2 separate regions of the Homo sapiens genome follow, and region 1 is linked to region 2. A link is a loop called in an ENCODE intact Hi-C map of the cell type or tissue named here. Cell type or tissue: endothelial cell of umbilical vein. All regions are shown on one strand.

Evidence for each region. Hi-C counts contacts between places; a loop is a spot of excess contacts. Peaks named below come from ENCODE experiments on the same cell type or tissue, not always from the same donor. Only the 100,000 strongest peaks of a DNase experiment are listed, where the experiment ranks them.
Region 1: it touches region 2 in a loop (2.0-fold over the local background); 3 of 110 quality-filtered maps call a loop at or near these places.

The regions. Positions count from the first base shown.
Region 1 is chr7:108,219,490-108,227,489 of GRCh38, reverse strand. NRCAM (neuronal cell adhesion molecule) reads left to right here. Exons shown (of 33, transcript NM_001037132.4): 9 at 1,112-1,282; 10 at 1,789-1,845; 11 at 3,654-3,765. Among named protein-coding and RNA genes, the nearest start is that of LAMB4, 93 kb to the right of the region's middle. In endothelial cell of umbilical vein, no CTCF peak of the experiment used is centred here; a DNase peak (open chromatin) is centred at 4,799; H3K27ac peaks cover 979 bases.
Region 2 is chr7:108,290,104-108,298,103 of GRCh38, reverse strand. The region is part of intron 3 of NRCAM (neuronal cell adhesion molecule); the gene reads left to right. Among named protein-coding and RNA genes, the nearest start is that of NRCAM, 160 kb to the left of the region's middle. In endothelial cell of umbilical vein, no CTCF peak of the experiment used is centred here; DNase peaks (open chromatin) are centred at 3,253, 4,693 and 5,363; H3K27ac peaks cover 5,395 bases.

The sequences.
Region 1 (8,000 bases), 71 kb after region 2:
GCTAGAAGAGAGGATTTTGAACGTTTTCACAACAAAGAAATCGTAACTGTCTAAGGTGATGGGTATGCTAATTACCATGATTTGATCATTACACAATGTATATGTGTATTGAAATATCACATTGTACCCCACAAATATGTACAGTTTATTATGTGTCCATAAAAGATAAAGAAAATCCTCCTACCTAAGGCAAGATAGTTCCTTAACTGGACCTAAGGGGAAGTACTAATAAATTATTATGCTTGACACTGGAAAGTCAGAGTGCTGATGGTTACTCACTTAATCCTTCAGTGCACATTTAAAGGAGCCCCGTGAAGGGCCAGGCACTGTTCCAGTGGACAAAACAGATGAAAGTGTTCACCGTCCTGGAGCTTAAATTCTAGTGCAGGAAATAGGCAATAAGTCATATGTATGATGAGTAGATATGTAGTATGCCAGAAGGTGATAATTAATTCAGAAAAGAATTGTAGAGGAGGTGGAGGAACTGGGCTTGGGAGGCTTGTGAGGGGCAGGTTGCAGCATTAAATAAATAGTGTCATCATCACACCCAGTTACTGTCAGCTGGCCATTTGCTGCCTGATTCTTCAACTGGATGATGAGCTCAGACAGGGCTGGGACTCTGGCATGCCCAGTGCCTAGCACAGGACCCAGCTCATTGTTAGATGGTCTCCACGTATTTAGTTTCTGAATGTTGTGTGTAGATGCAACCCATGTTAACAATTTTAGAAGCTTCCTTAATGATTTTCTAAGATATATGTGTATGTGTACTTAACAGTTAGGGACTCAGATATTAGGAAAAGTCACGCCAACTTTTTATAAAACATATTTTGTTCACTTTTGCTTAAAAAAAGATTTCACTGTATAACTCTAATCTCACCTCTGCCCCCACCCCAGAGAAGTTACTGTCAGGGAAGTAGAGTTAGAGTTTTAGTGTGTTACGTATTTTTTTTTTTTTTTTTACAGTTATTTGCTTTTACCCAAAGAGCTATATAGAGAAAAAATATATTCAAATGAAGTTCACAGACCTATTAGTAGGTACATTTATCTTGCTAATTTGGAGGGTAGCCACTTTATGATGGAATAATCTTGATATCTCTCTGCCTTTCTCCAGCCTTTCAAAGACTTCCACAAAGTGAGAGAGTTTCTCAAGGTTTGAATGGGGACCTTTATTTTTCCAATGTCCTCCCAGAGGACACCCGCGAAGACTATATCTGTTATGCTAGATTTAATCATACTCAAACCATACAGCAGAAGCAACCTATTTCTGTGAAGGTGATTTCAGGTAAGAGTTCAGCTTCCCAAATCTCCCCTTCAATGACATTTACAAATATGTGCAAAATATAGAAACTATTATATACTACTGACTTTGAAGTAAACAGGTTCATTATCAGGAAGCCACCCATGAATGCTCACTAAAGTGTTGGCATATATGTTATAAAGATTGTGCATACCCTTAATATTGGATTTTACATTTTTTGCTTTTATTGTCATGACTGGTTCCATGATAACCTTCTGAACCACCTGGTGTTCTGAGCATTTATGTGTGCTTTATGCTCCACAGTGCCTCTTATTGGCGGTCCTGCAGCTTAAGTTAAATGTCTGCATATTCCTGGTGGGGGTGGCTGAGTAAATTAATGAGTTAGTCATGTACAATGTAAAGCACTGTTTTTACTTGATAGGAACAGCACTCGGTCAGGATAGCTGCATATGTTTGCTTTTATTGCCCAATACTTTTTGACCCTTCTCCCCCACTTTTATGCCCTCTTCATAATATTCTGTTTATTTCAGTGGATGAATTGAATGACACTATAGCTGCTAATTTGAGTGACACTGAGTTTTATGGTGGTGAGTTATGGTGATTGTAACTGATATTCTCTCCTTCATTGTAGAATTTAGTTCACTAACTTCACCTCCATGACTATTTAACCTTATTTCTTTATGAGATTTCTAGTTATATGTTAAATACCACTAGTATAAATGTATGTTTCTTATGAAATTTACCTATAAACTTTGAAGCATGCCACTAGAGCATTTTCCATGATGTATGTGTAATAATGAAACCTGTTGTAACTGTTTGCGTGTAAAGAACCATTTCACTGATTTGGAAAAACCTTTCACGTACGTTCAGAATTATGTTTTCCATGTTTTGTTCTGTTCCAAACTTTTCTTGTGAACTAAGTAAGAGTTGGCAGGGTGCATTAACTTGCTAGAATACTGACTCATCAAAGCTTTTAGCAACTAACATTAAGGGGATTTCATAGTAAATCATCACACTTGTCATCTGTTTTCATGTGACATTATCAATATAATTAGCAATGAGATTTCTCTCTTAGTTTTGTTTAAAAGTAAGTCAAACCAAGTCACTGTCTTCAATGGAAGTAATCTTTTTAAAAGTAGAGCATTTACCTTCATTATTTTAGATAGAAATGAATTTGATTCCCTTAAGGGAAATGTTCTCAAGTAGAGTCTATGAATGAAAATAATGGGTTTTGGATAAAGGGTCCTCTTAATTATCCATAAGGTAGAATTTCTGCTGTATTAATTTTTCACCCTTGAGATATAAGTAAAAGACATTAAGGTCTCATCAGTGACCAAGATAGACACTCCACAACTGCTGCTTTCTGTTATTTTATTTGAATATACTCCTGAAAAATATGGGCCCCAAGACCATTCCCAAAGTGATTTTAGAGGAGTAAGTTTCCCCGCTACAATCTCTAAATTCTTAGGAAAACTAATTTTTCTCAAGTAATATATCTTCTGGCATTGAATTTTTTCTTCTGAGAAATGAGAATAATTCATAGTATATGACCTTTTCATTAAATTTTTATAAGCATCAAGTAGATAATGCATTAAAGAGTTGAAAACCTTCAAGGGCTATAAAACCTTAAGATGATGTAATTTCTGCTCCAAGTTTTTCTAAGAAACCTTCAGAAGATAAGGCTATGTTTTGGAAAGGCCTCCATAAAAAAGAAGATGGCCTGTGTAACTATCCCTAAGATCTTTGACTTGGATCCTCTTTATTTTTTTATTGAGGAAAATGATTTCCATTTATTTAACTCCACCATTATTCTTATTTTGTGGCATAATATTTGCAAGACCTCTGTCAGTAACTCTCTACTTTTGTTTTCCATAAACCTCACAGTTTGAGGATCTTAATATGATTAATCAGTGGTATTGGCTATAATGTTGTCCCCACTGTAAACCAGAATACCCCTTCTATAACCATATCTTTATAAAAATCTAACATCTTCCAGAAGATAGACAGTTAATTTTTGCTTCGACCTAAGCACTAATCCTAAGGGAAATGTAGTTTGATAACATGATTTTCCTCTCCATGTCAACATATTGAAAATTTTCTAACCCACAGAAAATTTGTAAAAACCTAACCCAAATTAAGGGAGTATACAAAAGGAAAACAGTCCTTATTATTAGTGCTTATGCCACCAAAATTGTTTCTGTTCCTGGGTAACTGAGTAAGTGATGACTACTTATAACGCAGAGAGTGTGTATGTGTATGTAGCTTAACAAATTTCACAATTAATGTTAAATAGCTTAAAAAGGGATTGGAATTTTAGACAGCTTTTTTGACAATGAAGTGTTTATAGAAATACATATTTATAAGTTGTAATGCATACTGATTTTCTTGTTTGCAGCTAAATCAAGTAGAGAGAGGCCACCAACATTTTTAACTCCAGAAGGCAATGCAAGTAACAAAGAGGAATTAAGAGGAAATGTGCTTTCACTGGAGTGCATTGCAGAAGGACTGTGAGTTAACACTTTCTGTCCTGAAGTACATTTCTTATAAAAATATAGTAGGTTGGTAGAGAGAGGTTAATAATATCATAGGAGGAGTCATTGTCTTCTACTAATTCTAGCAAGCATCAAGAAAAATTTGGTAATTATTTCCAAAGTAGGCATATGAATCTCATATTATTGTTATAATTTTTTTAATGTAATAGTAATCTTATTGAAATAAGTATCAGTAATCACCTTATGATTGTTGAAATATTAGGTCTCATTGTTAAAATATTTTGTTAATATAGTAGTAGTATCTTAAAATAAGTATCAGTAATCACCTTGTGACTGCTATGATTATAATTAGAGTATATTATTTTGCTAGTTTGTAACCAGCCACCTCAAATTTAGTGGCTTAAAAATAATAGCTATTGATTACTGATCACTTGTCAAGAGGTCTACAGAGCAGTTGTCCTCTAACCAGCAAGGTTCGGCTAATTTCAGTTAAGCATGCTCATGTATCTGTTAGGTGGCTCAGCAGTGCTCTTGGGGTCTACTGGCTGTTAACTGGGGCATCTGAGTTGATGGCCATAAGTTGCTAACATCTCTCTTGCAGTCTTGTCCTGGCTTATTCTCCTAACAACAGACATCATGCACAGGGCCTGCCTCTTAAATCCTAGCCTCAGAACTAGCACACTGTCCCTTCACCTACTTCCTATTGGCAGGTCACAAGGCCAAGCCTAGATTCTTTGAAATAACTTAGTTGTGCACACTTCAAAATTGAAGCTACCCCAGAACTGACGCGCCTTTGACAGGAGTTGCAGGGAGGCCTTGCCCAAATACAAAAGCAACTGTGATGTTAGCTCTGTGTTACAAGGAATTTCTATATAGTCCCTGTCTTCTGCCTGACACAGAGCAAACACCATTGGTATGGGCGCATCTGCTGAAAACCTGGAATAGAATCTCAGAAACGTGCTGCCCTCACATGTGATCCCTGCTGTCCTTGACAGGCAACTCATTGGTTTCACATTCCTTCCTGAATCCAGGAAAACTTGACTTCAGGAGGCACGTGGAGGCCTCCGCTGGCCGAGGCAGGAAATCATACTATGCATTACTCAGCTCCTCAAGCTACGGAAAACTAGCAAAACCCCCTTTTAAAGATATGTTAAAACCCTATATCTTCTGCTAGAATTAAGAAAAAAAAATCCTCCCAGTTTCCATCGTTATGGTGTAAGAGAGTGGCATAGTCTGCCAGCCTCCAACCTTTGGGAGCAGAAGGTATCTATTCTCACAATTTAATGACTTCTTTTCCCACAAATGACATATTTCATAAAAAACTAAAATATGGTTGGTATTTGGAAATTTCACAATACTCCCAAAAGAATTTTTAAAACTTTGGAGTGTTGTAAGACCAAGATTGGGACTCTATCACTTACCAACCAGCCATCAGACTTATAGAATCAAAATATTTCCAATTCCTGACAATGGCTCAATACAGTAGCTGGCCTCCAAAACAATTCATGGCTTTTTCATAATTTCAAACTATGAAACTATGCTTTCATCTCCATCTCCTTCTTACCTTCATATCATCTGAGATGCAGATTAGTCTGACTATAAGGAAATATCAATATGTTATCAGATTCCACATGTATATAGATTTTCAAAATCTACTTATTTTTATACTTACAGCATGTTTTAATTCTAGAAGCTATTTCATCAGATACATATGCTCAGTTTATTTCTTACTTAACCAAACAAGCCAAACCAATATTATAATCAATTAATACCACTTGCATTTCTTTTTTTTTTTTTGCTTGAACCATAATTTATTATTTCTCATGGTTCCATGTGATGACTGGGCTAAGCTTTTTTAAATTATTTTTTATTTTCCATAGGTTATTGGGGTACAGGTGGTGTTTGGTTACATGAGTAAGTTATTTAGTGGAGTAAGTTATTTAGTGGTGATTTGTGAGATTTTGGTGCACCCATCACCCGAACAATATACGCTGTACTCTATTTGTAGTCTTTTGTCCCTCAACACTCCTCCACCCTTCCCCTGAAGTCCCCAAAGTCCATTGTGTTATTCTTATGCCTTTGTGTCCTCGTAGCTTAGCTCCCACATATCAGTGAGAACATACAGTGTTTGGTTTTCCATTCCTGAGTTACTTCACTTAGAATAATAGTCTCCATTCTCATCCAGGTCACCGCAAATGCCATTAATTCATTCCTTTTTATGGCTGAGTAGTATTCCATCACATATATATATACCACAGTTTCTTTATCCACTTGTTGATTGATGGGCATTTGGGTTGGTTCCCTGATTTTGCAGTTGCAAACTGTGATGCTATAAACATGCGTGTGCAAGTATCTTTTCTGTATAATGACTTCTTTTCCTCTGGGTAGATACCCAGTGGTGGGATTCCTGGATGAAATGGCAGTTCTACTTTTGGTACTTTAAGGAATCTCCACACTGTTTTCCATAGGGGCTGTACTAGTTTACATTCCCACCAGCACTGTAGAAGTGTTCCCTGATAACCGCATCCATGCCAACATCTACTGTTTTTTTGATTTTTTGGTTATGGCCATTCTTGCAGGAGTAAGGTGGTATTGCATTGCGGTTTTGATTTGCATTTCCCTGATCATTAGTGATGTTGAGCATTTTTTCATGTTTGTTGGCCATTTGTGTATCTTCTTTTGAAAACTGTCTATTCATGTCCTTAGCCCAGTTTTTGATGGGATTGTCTGTTTTTTTCTTGCTGATTTGTTTGAGTTTGTTGTAGATTCTGGATATTAGTCCTTTGTCAGATGTATAGATTGTGAAGATTTCCTCCCACTCTGTGGGTTGTCTGTTTACTCTGCTGACTGTTGTTTTTGCCATGCAAAAGCTCTTTAATTTAATTAAGTCCCAGGTATTTATCTTTGTTTTTATTGCATTTGCTTTCAGGTTCTTGGTCATGAATTCCTTGCCTAATCCAATATCTAGAAGGGGTTTTCCTATGATATTTTCTAGAATTTTTATAATTTCAGGTCTTAGATTTAAGTTCTTAATTCATCTTGAGTTGGTTTTTATATAAGGTGAGAGATGAACATCCAGTTTCATTCTCCTACATGTGGCTAGCCAATTATCCCAACACCAATTATTGAAAAGGGTGTCCTTTCCCCACTTTATGTTTTTGTTTGCTTTGTCGAAGATCAGTTGGCTGTAAGTATTTGGGTTTATCTCTGGGTTCTCTATTCTGTTCCACTGGTCTTTGTGCGTATTTTTATACCAGTATCAAGCTGTTTTGGTGACCATGGCCTTATAGTATAGTTTGAAATCAGGTAGTGTGAGGCCTCCAGATTTGTTCTTTTTGCTTAGTCTTGCTTTGGCTGTGTGGGGTCTTCTTTGGTTCCATATGAATTTTAGAATGTTTTTTTCTAATTCTGTAAAGAATAATGGTGGTATTTTGATGGGGATTGCATTGAATTTGTAGATTGCTTTTGGCAGTATGTCATTTTCACAATATTGATTCTACTCTTCCATGAGCATGGGATGTGTTTTCATTTGTGTCGTCTGTGATTTCTTTTTGTAGTGTTTTGTAGTTTTCCTTGTAGAGGTCTTTTGCCTCCTTGGTTAGGTATATTCCTAAGGATTTTTTTTTTTTTGGCAGCTATTATAAAGGGGGTTGAGTTCTTGATTTGACTCTCTACTTGGTTGCTGTTGGTGTATAGAAGAGCTACTGATTTGTGTACATTAATCTTGTATCTGGAAACTTTGCTGAATTCTTTTATGAGTTCTAGGGCCTTTCTGGAGAAGTCTTTAAGGTTTTCAAGGTAAATGATCATATCATCAGCAAACAGTGACAGTTTGACTTCCTCTTTACGAATTTGGATACCCTTTATTTCTTTCTCTTGTCTGATTGCTCTGGCTAGGACTTCCAGTACTATGTTGAAGAGGAGTGGTAAGAGTGGGCATTCTTGTCTTATTCCATTTCTCAGAGGGAATGCTTTCAACTTTTCCCCACTCAGTATTATGTTGGCTGTGGGTTTGACATAGATGGCTTTTATTACATTGAGGTATGTTCATTACATGCTGATTTTGCTGAAAGTTTTAATAATAAAGGGATGCTGGATTTTATCAGATACTTTTTCTGCATCTATTGAGATGATCGTGCGATTTTTGTTTTTAATTCTGTTTATGTGGTGTATCACATTTATTGACTTGTGTATGTTAAACCATCCCTGCATCCCTAGTATACAACCCACTTGATCATGGTGGATTATCT
Region 2 (8,000 bases):
TAAAGTGTTTTATTCTGGGTGTTTTACTGTTTCTTTGTCTTAATTAAGCTTGTACAAAGCCAAAGCCCTGTCCTGACTCTGCTGCAGGTGGACTGGCCTCCTTGATGCCCCATGAGCAAGCCAGGATGCTCCCACCACAGGGTCTTTCACCGAGGCTCCCTCTGTCTGGAACACTCTTCCTGCACATATCCCCATAGCTCGCTGCTTCTTCTTTAGGTCTTTGCTCAGATATCATTTTCTGGTGAGTTATTTCCTGAACCTGTGGCAAGAAAGTATATTACGCATGTGCATATACACACACATACGTGCGCATGCACACACACACATTGACATGTTGGAACCCCTGTACCCCTTCCTTTGTTTTATTTTTTTTCTCTGTAATACCACCTAAGAAACTATATAATTTGCAGTTGTTGTTTTTTTTATGTTTCCCTCCCTTTAGAATGTAAGGTTTGTGAGGACAGAAACTTTGGACTATTGTGTTCATGAATGTATCCCAGCACCAAGAACACTGCCTGGCATGTAATAGGTACTTAATTTGCTCAATGAACAAATGAATGAATGAATGATGACTTATGAAACATTAAAGTTTCAGCTCTTTGTCAGATAATGAAAGTTTCATCCCTTTGTCAGATAATGTTGTTAGCTAATTAAATGCTGCTTTAATTTTCTGTGACACCCTGATTTCTAAAGCTTTAGAAATGGCATTTTTTTGGAACTCAGCTTACTCACAAATTCTGCTAGCAGGAGGAAAGGGTATTGTGGCTTTCCATTGTTAAAATGCGGAGGTAGAGTTGGAAAACAATCAAAAGAAATGTTCCTCTCATTTTTTGGACCAAATGAACAAATCTAGCATTTGTTTTTGAGAGAATAAATACTCTTCAAAAAGAACAGAAACTGTTCTCAAAATCTTTGAAGTATGTCACTGATCCTTTAACCAGTAGTTGGAGAAGCAAGTATCCTACTGACAAACACAGGCTTTGTGGGGTTGAAAGCCGATCATAAGTTTACAAAGACTGATTGGGCCTTTGGCTTGTGACTAATGCCTGGCACTGACACAGAGGAGGCTCTTAATCGACACAGCCACATATATTTTAAGTAAAAATGCTTGTTCTCAAAGAAATTAATTTTTTTGCCTAGTACCCTCTTTCGGGTTAAAAGAATGCATTGCTCAGGATGTAAATAACATTAATAATTCTGTCAAAGTGACATCATTTTCTGTAATGGTATAGGGAAACGGATTATTTGGGGAGAAGGATTCTCGTTATTTGTTTCTTAGAGATTTTTCTTTTAATAATTAATTTAATTTGCCAGTTGTAAAAGCACAAGAGATCATATGAATAAGAACAATGTTCCTAATGGCCTTCTAATTACAGGGTCTGTGTTTTGTAGTACTAACATTAAAGCCAACATGTTTCTTATTCATACAGTAAAAAATATCTATTCTCAAGACCTGATCCAGACCCTGCATTCATATTTGATATCAGGGTATGAAGACCCCCTACAATCCCCCTCCCTCCAAAAACCATCCTGACCTGCTGGCTAATGCCTGAACTTCTCCTCCTAGGCTTGGTTTCCTTAATTCAGTTCTATATTTATTGAGTTGCTACTGCTTCAGTCACATATCAGACATGGCATTAGCGCTCTGAGTCACCTGTATATTCTTCCATGTGCCAGGGACTTTCTGCTCTGATCCTTGCTGAAATGAAACCTCTGAGGTTTCATCCATAAGTAATACTTTAGTGGCTCTACTTCAGTTCTTTCTAGGCAAAGATATTAGGATATTAATAGCTGAGGAGAGGGGTAAAGGCCAGTACCTGTGTAAGAAAATGTGCACGATTGGAAGAGACCACAGAGAAGTTTTCCTAGCTTCACAATTACAGAGGCCCCACTTTGTCCACTAGTTGTAGGGATAAAAGGATACCATTGCTTGAACACCTGTGGTTCTCTGAGTAGTTGGCATGCTTTCTCCATCCTTCTTAAGACTGTGGAGTGTGTGAAAGTACTTCAGGCAGAAGTGTCTGACTTCCATCTATAACTGAGTGAAACAAAGAATAGCCTTTGCTTCTTCCAGACACCCTCTGGGAACTCTCCGCTAGCTCAAGTGCACTCCTTCAGCAAGCGCAGTGAAGCCCTTTTCAAATGCAGTCATGTGCAGAACCCCCCATATACAAAGCAGAGGGAAGTGGGGTTGCTCCAGAGCCCCTGTTCCTCACCACTCCTCTGTGCCCTGCAGAGGCTCTGGTCCATGATGCTGTGCCCTGGTTGAGGACACTGACCACAGAGGTACTTTGGTGGTTGTCACAAATGCTGTTCTCCACTCATGAAGATGGACTGTTTAGCACTGTTTTCACATCTGCGGACTCAAAAGTCAAATAACTTAGACAATGTGAGTCTTGGCTTTGCCAATAACAAGAAACAATGAATGCTATGAGGTGAATGTTTGTGTCCCCCCAAAATTCATATGTTGAAGCCTAAATCTCTGATGTGATGGCATTAGGATGTGGTGTCTTTGAAAGTTGATTAAGTCATGAGGTTAAGCCCTATTGGATGGGATTAGTGCCTTTAGGAAGAGGCCCCGGGGAGCTGTCTTGCCCTATTCTACTGTGGGTGGACATAGCAAGAAATTATCTGTGAACCAAGAAGTAGGTCTTCATCAGACATGGAATCTGCCAGCACCTTGGCCTTTGATTTCCCAGCCTCCAGAATTGTGACAAGTAAATTTCTGTTATGTTACCCTGTTTATGGTACTTTGTTATAACAGCCTGAATAGACTAAGAGAATGGAGAAGTAACTTAGCTGCTGTAGACCCCACTTTACTCATCTATAGAACATTTGATTTTAGAGAGGTGTAAAAAAGTTAACATATGAAAAGTGCCTAGTACAGAGCGAGCCCTCTGTAAAGAGTAGTTGTCATTTTAAAATTAAATAAAACTTAATCCCAAATGACACAGAATTCTTCCATTTTAGGGGAAAAATACAAAATCAACAGATTTAATGAGGGCTGCAAAATACTTGACAATCTCTTCATCATTTAATCACTTTTTCACCCATTCTTAACCCCTGTTGTTATTAGTAGTTCTGTACCAAATCATATATGTCATCACTGTGCCCCTTTTTGCTATAGACAAAACGTTTTTCATGTGTGGTGATGCAAATGTGGACTTTAGGGATACTAATGTAATAATGAGCCAGAAGTTAATGAACAGGAAACTGAACAAGAATGGGGCAGACAACTTGGCACCAGAGATGGCTGCGGGGCAGGAAGTATAAACTAAGCATGTCCAAAAAAGGGGAAGTGATTCGGAAGACCGTAAGGGTGAGCTAGACAAGGGGCTGCTTCTGGATCCACTGAGAACAGACTAGACTGCATGCCAAAGGCAAAACATAAATGCAAGTCCCTCTCCTCACAGCACACAAATAGAGTTTGTGATGAAGTGCCCATTTTCCTTCCCATTGCACAAGTAGTCTGTGTACAATTTACCTAAGCCCTTGGATATGTCTATTTTGTTTATTCTTGGTTCAAATGCATTCGTTCTATCATCTAGAAAATTACACATTCCTTCAAGGCAGGGACAGTGTCATTTGCTTTATATCCCTTTTAATATCCTTGACTTCCATCTGGGTGCAAAGCAACATTCAGCAGGAAAATGGAAGCCACTTTAGGAATTTTGAACAAGGAAATATACTGGAAAAGCTGGAACTGCAACAGGGAGAAAGAGGGGTGTTGGAGGAACATAAAGGAAGAAGAGGTGATCCCCAGATTCGAAGCAGTTAGCCCTTCTGGGCAGGAGCCCATGAGCTTGTTCCTGAAAGTCCAAGTGGGTTGGTGACACTTGAGTTTGACTGTGAGTTCACTCAAGAGCTGCTGTCTCAAAAAAGGAAAAAAAAAAAAAAAAAAAAAAAAAAACCAGTAAAGAAAGTGCTGGCTTTTCCTGGGCTGCTGGAGCCCAAAATCACATCAACCCTACTGCTCCTACAGCAATTGCCATCAACTGCCTCATTTTAAGATTCAGAACCAAGAATCTTTTGTCTTTATCCTGCTTTCTTATTGCTCACCAGTACCTCCAATTAGCAGAACCCAAGGGAAAGACAACTAGTAAGAGTATGAGAAATTTAGGGTGCAAACTCCTGGCTCCAGTAGTATAAGGTATAGAGGAACAGGTGTGGGCTAAAAGACAATAGGTGAATTAATCAGCACATGTGTGATAGTGGAAAGAGCCCTGAGTTTAAAATTAGAAGACCTGAAATCAAGCCGGTATCTAACTCACAGTAATAATGTGATCTTATACAAGTTACGTAAGCTCTCTGAGCCTAAATCTCTCATTTGTAAAAAGAGAAGAATAATAATAATATCTTGCAGAGTTTTGGTGAAGACTAAATGATATAATACATATGAAAACCTTTTAGAAATGATAAAAATGTCTGTGAATTTTAGTTACTTTACACAGTCCTGTTGGCAGTTATCAAATTTACTGCTTAGGAGACAATCATAAGGGTTTTAAAATAATCTACAAAAGATTTCTGCCAGTATCACAGTGTACTGCCTGCACTTAGACTTCCTTTATGACGTAGGAAAACATGACTAAATTAGGGGAGACGTGAGATCAGCGTTGCTTGTCAATTTAGCAGATTTAAAAATGTTTTTTTGCAATTCTCTTCTGATGGGTCATATCCAAAGATAAGCAGCTGAGCCCTCTTAGCAGCAGGAAGGAAGGGCAGCTAGCCTTGGGTTACACAAATGAACTTATTAAGGCGATTTATAAAGCCATCTAGTTAATCAGAAAGGAGGGGAGTGAAAAGAGCCTTTCTTAGCCAAGCCGTGATCGCCCGCTGGACAATTAGAAGCACAGTTTTCATGATACTGTTGTAGTCCTCAGTTGGGGTCAGGCCTATGAGCTAGGATACAGCTGGTGGGTGGATGCAGTAAGGCTGTTAATTAATCACAAGGGGGTGGAAACCAAGGATGAGGCATTCACACCGTTTGATTTTCCATGGCCCCTGTTCCACTGCATTGACCCCCGTTTTCTGGGTTGACCTCTGTTAGATTTCTATGAATTGTTGCATGTTAGGTCTTCATTTACAAGTTACCAGTGGAGTAACTTGTAAATGGATTTTAGCAAACCATTGATTTGGGCCTTCATCAGATAAAGATTGGGTTTAATGTCTTTTAAATATTTTACAGTAAAATGCTAGCTCAACCAGTGTAGGAGATTTGCTGGATTTAGCTATTCATTTGTGCTTTTAACACTCAGCTGTTTTACGCCAGTTAAAATAACAACAGCTAATTTTTTCCTAATGCTTTCTCTGTGTCAGCCACCATTCTAAGCACTTTCCACTGACTCACTTAAACTTCGTAATAACCCTATGAGATAGGAGCCGTGATCCCCATTTTTACAGATGAGGAAATTGAGGCATACAGACCTTAAGTAACTTGCATAAGGTCAGTTAGTAAGTGAGGAGCTGGGCTTTGAACCAAGGTCAGACTGGTTCCAGTGTGTATTCTTGACCACTAGGAAGCATTGCCTCTCAAAAATTGAAACTGCTGTCTCTACTGGTTTGATGATTTTTTACTTAACTCTGTGTGACATATTTAACAACACAAACTTTTGTGGATAAAACATACTCCTGAGTTAGTAAGCAAGTCTCTAAAACTTCAATTGCATCCATGTTTTCAGGTTATCCTTTCTGACTTTGATATTGTTTCAGTATTCTAACACTGGAAATTAAAATATCTAAACCGTTTTTTCACAAGTAAAGAAATGTGCTACATAAAAGGACCAGAATAAGCATCTAGTGCCAACAGAAACTTGGACATATTATTTTACCGATTAGGAAACAGTCCCAAAGGGACCAGAGCTACTTAGTAGCCATGCAAGGTCTAGACAGCATCTGGCCCTGGATGTATTTCTTACACCCAGAGCCCTGAAGCCACATAGCACTTTTAAATTAGTTGGTACCATTTTAAAAAACAGTTGATTTCATATAAAAGTTTGAATTTCTGGCTAAAAGAAAAATGAAGTGATCTGCAAAACTGGGTGTATATTTCCCTGACCACTATCAGCTAAAGCTGAGTAGCAGCACCCTGCACTGTTTAAGCGGGGCCCCAGTGCCCTTTCCTCCGCTGCACAGCTGTATTCTTTAGCTTTAACTGCTTGGCCCCCTTAGGCATTTGAGTTTGAGACCACTAAACTAATTGGAAACAAAGACTTTCTGATTTCTGTCAGGTTGTCTTTGTGTAACACCACAGTGTTCTTTCAGAAAATTACGGCCATTTAGATTTCAGATCCTTTTTTTAAATGTTTTAGTTTAAGATTATAGTCAGGTTGCAACTCCTCTTATGGAGTAATAAAATTGTGTCTCTTCCTCTATACTTTCTTTTCTCTTCTCTCTCTGTCGCTCTGTCTCTCTTCCTCTCCTGTTCTCTGTAACTTAGAGAATTTGTGGTGATATATTAGTTTCAGGCACGGTCAAAAGAAACATTGATCACTGTCTTCATTTAGATGCATTAAGTATATACATACATAACAAATATACTTAAAAACCAGTCAGTGATAACTATCGTTAGCCAGTCCTGACTCATGCTTACCTGTCAAGAAAGACACATTTGAGAAAGTACAAACTCTTTAAAATCAACTTGTCTTTTTCTATGTTGTTATGCCAGTCATTACACTGTATTAATCTCTGGTTTTCTAATTATATAGCATCAGGCATATGACCTCTAAGCATTTGCTTGTTCGCTGGCTATTTTTAACTAAAAAATAAATTGCATAATGAAACTAATTCTATTTCCCATTGAGATAGTGCATTTTGAATTACTCAGAAGGGAGTCCAATTAAGTAGTATTTATCCAAAGTAAATGCAGGAGATAATAAAATATTTCCATGGCATGTTTAATTCAGAACACTCATGCTATGTAAATTAATTTGGTGTTGGATTGAGGTTATATGGAGGAAGGAGTTGCCCAGAAATGCAGCCCTTTTCTTTTGATCTTCTATATTTTATCTGTCAACGACTGAGTGACTAGATTCTGGACTCGCCGGTTTTCGCATTGGAAATGTGACTAATCCCAAGTGGTTTTGTTCATTTTCTCTGAAAGATTTCTCTCTGAAAGTGCCCAGATGTGAGCACTCTTAACTCCAGCTTTGTAATGCTGTTTATCTGGCAGCAGAAACCCTATTTGCAATAGTTAACTATCTTTTTTACATTTGCCATGGTCCAGCAGTGCTGCAGAGCTTTGAGGCTACAGTAGCGAGTTGATGACAATCAGCAGATTCTAAAGCCTTTTCAGAACCCTGAAAGAATAGATAATGATAGTACATAATGCTGAAATGACAAAAGACATAATGGATAGTCAAATGTTGATGCAATTTAGCTTCTAAAAAACGATTACAGTTCATTTTCTTTGATTATCTTTTTCAAGTTTTAACTTTAATTCTTTATTGTTTAAGTTCTGTAAAATGGCATTCAGAAAAACATTACCACATGAAATCTGTCGGAAATGTTTAGATAGTTGTAATCACAAAGAGTAGAAATGCTTGCTTTGTACTGTACTGTTGACCCAGCTCTGTCCTTCTCTGAGAGTTGCTGATTCAACTTTTTAAGGATCTAAATGATTCCTTTTTAAATGTTTGAGGAAAATGGTTTTTAGCTTTTGTGTCAGATAAGAATGGTGTTGTTCCCATCTGAATGAGTTAAACCAAGTACAGTAGTAGTATGTTTGCTCAGGACAAGGAAGTCTGGTGGTCAGCAGTGGGAAAATACGGCACCCAACACATCATTTTAAGGGCAGATGATCCTTTTTGCTTTCTGCTTTTTCCTCCTTAGTTTGTCTTCCTAGTCCTTATTCTTTCAATTTGACTACTGGTAATGCCCACATAGTATGCAAGAAGATTAGGAAAGGCAAAAAGGATGCACGTCTCATGACAGTATTATTTTTCTAACTGACAAATTTATTGGATTTAGCTAACATTGAATGTTAACCTTTGTTGGCTTTGAGA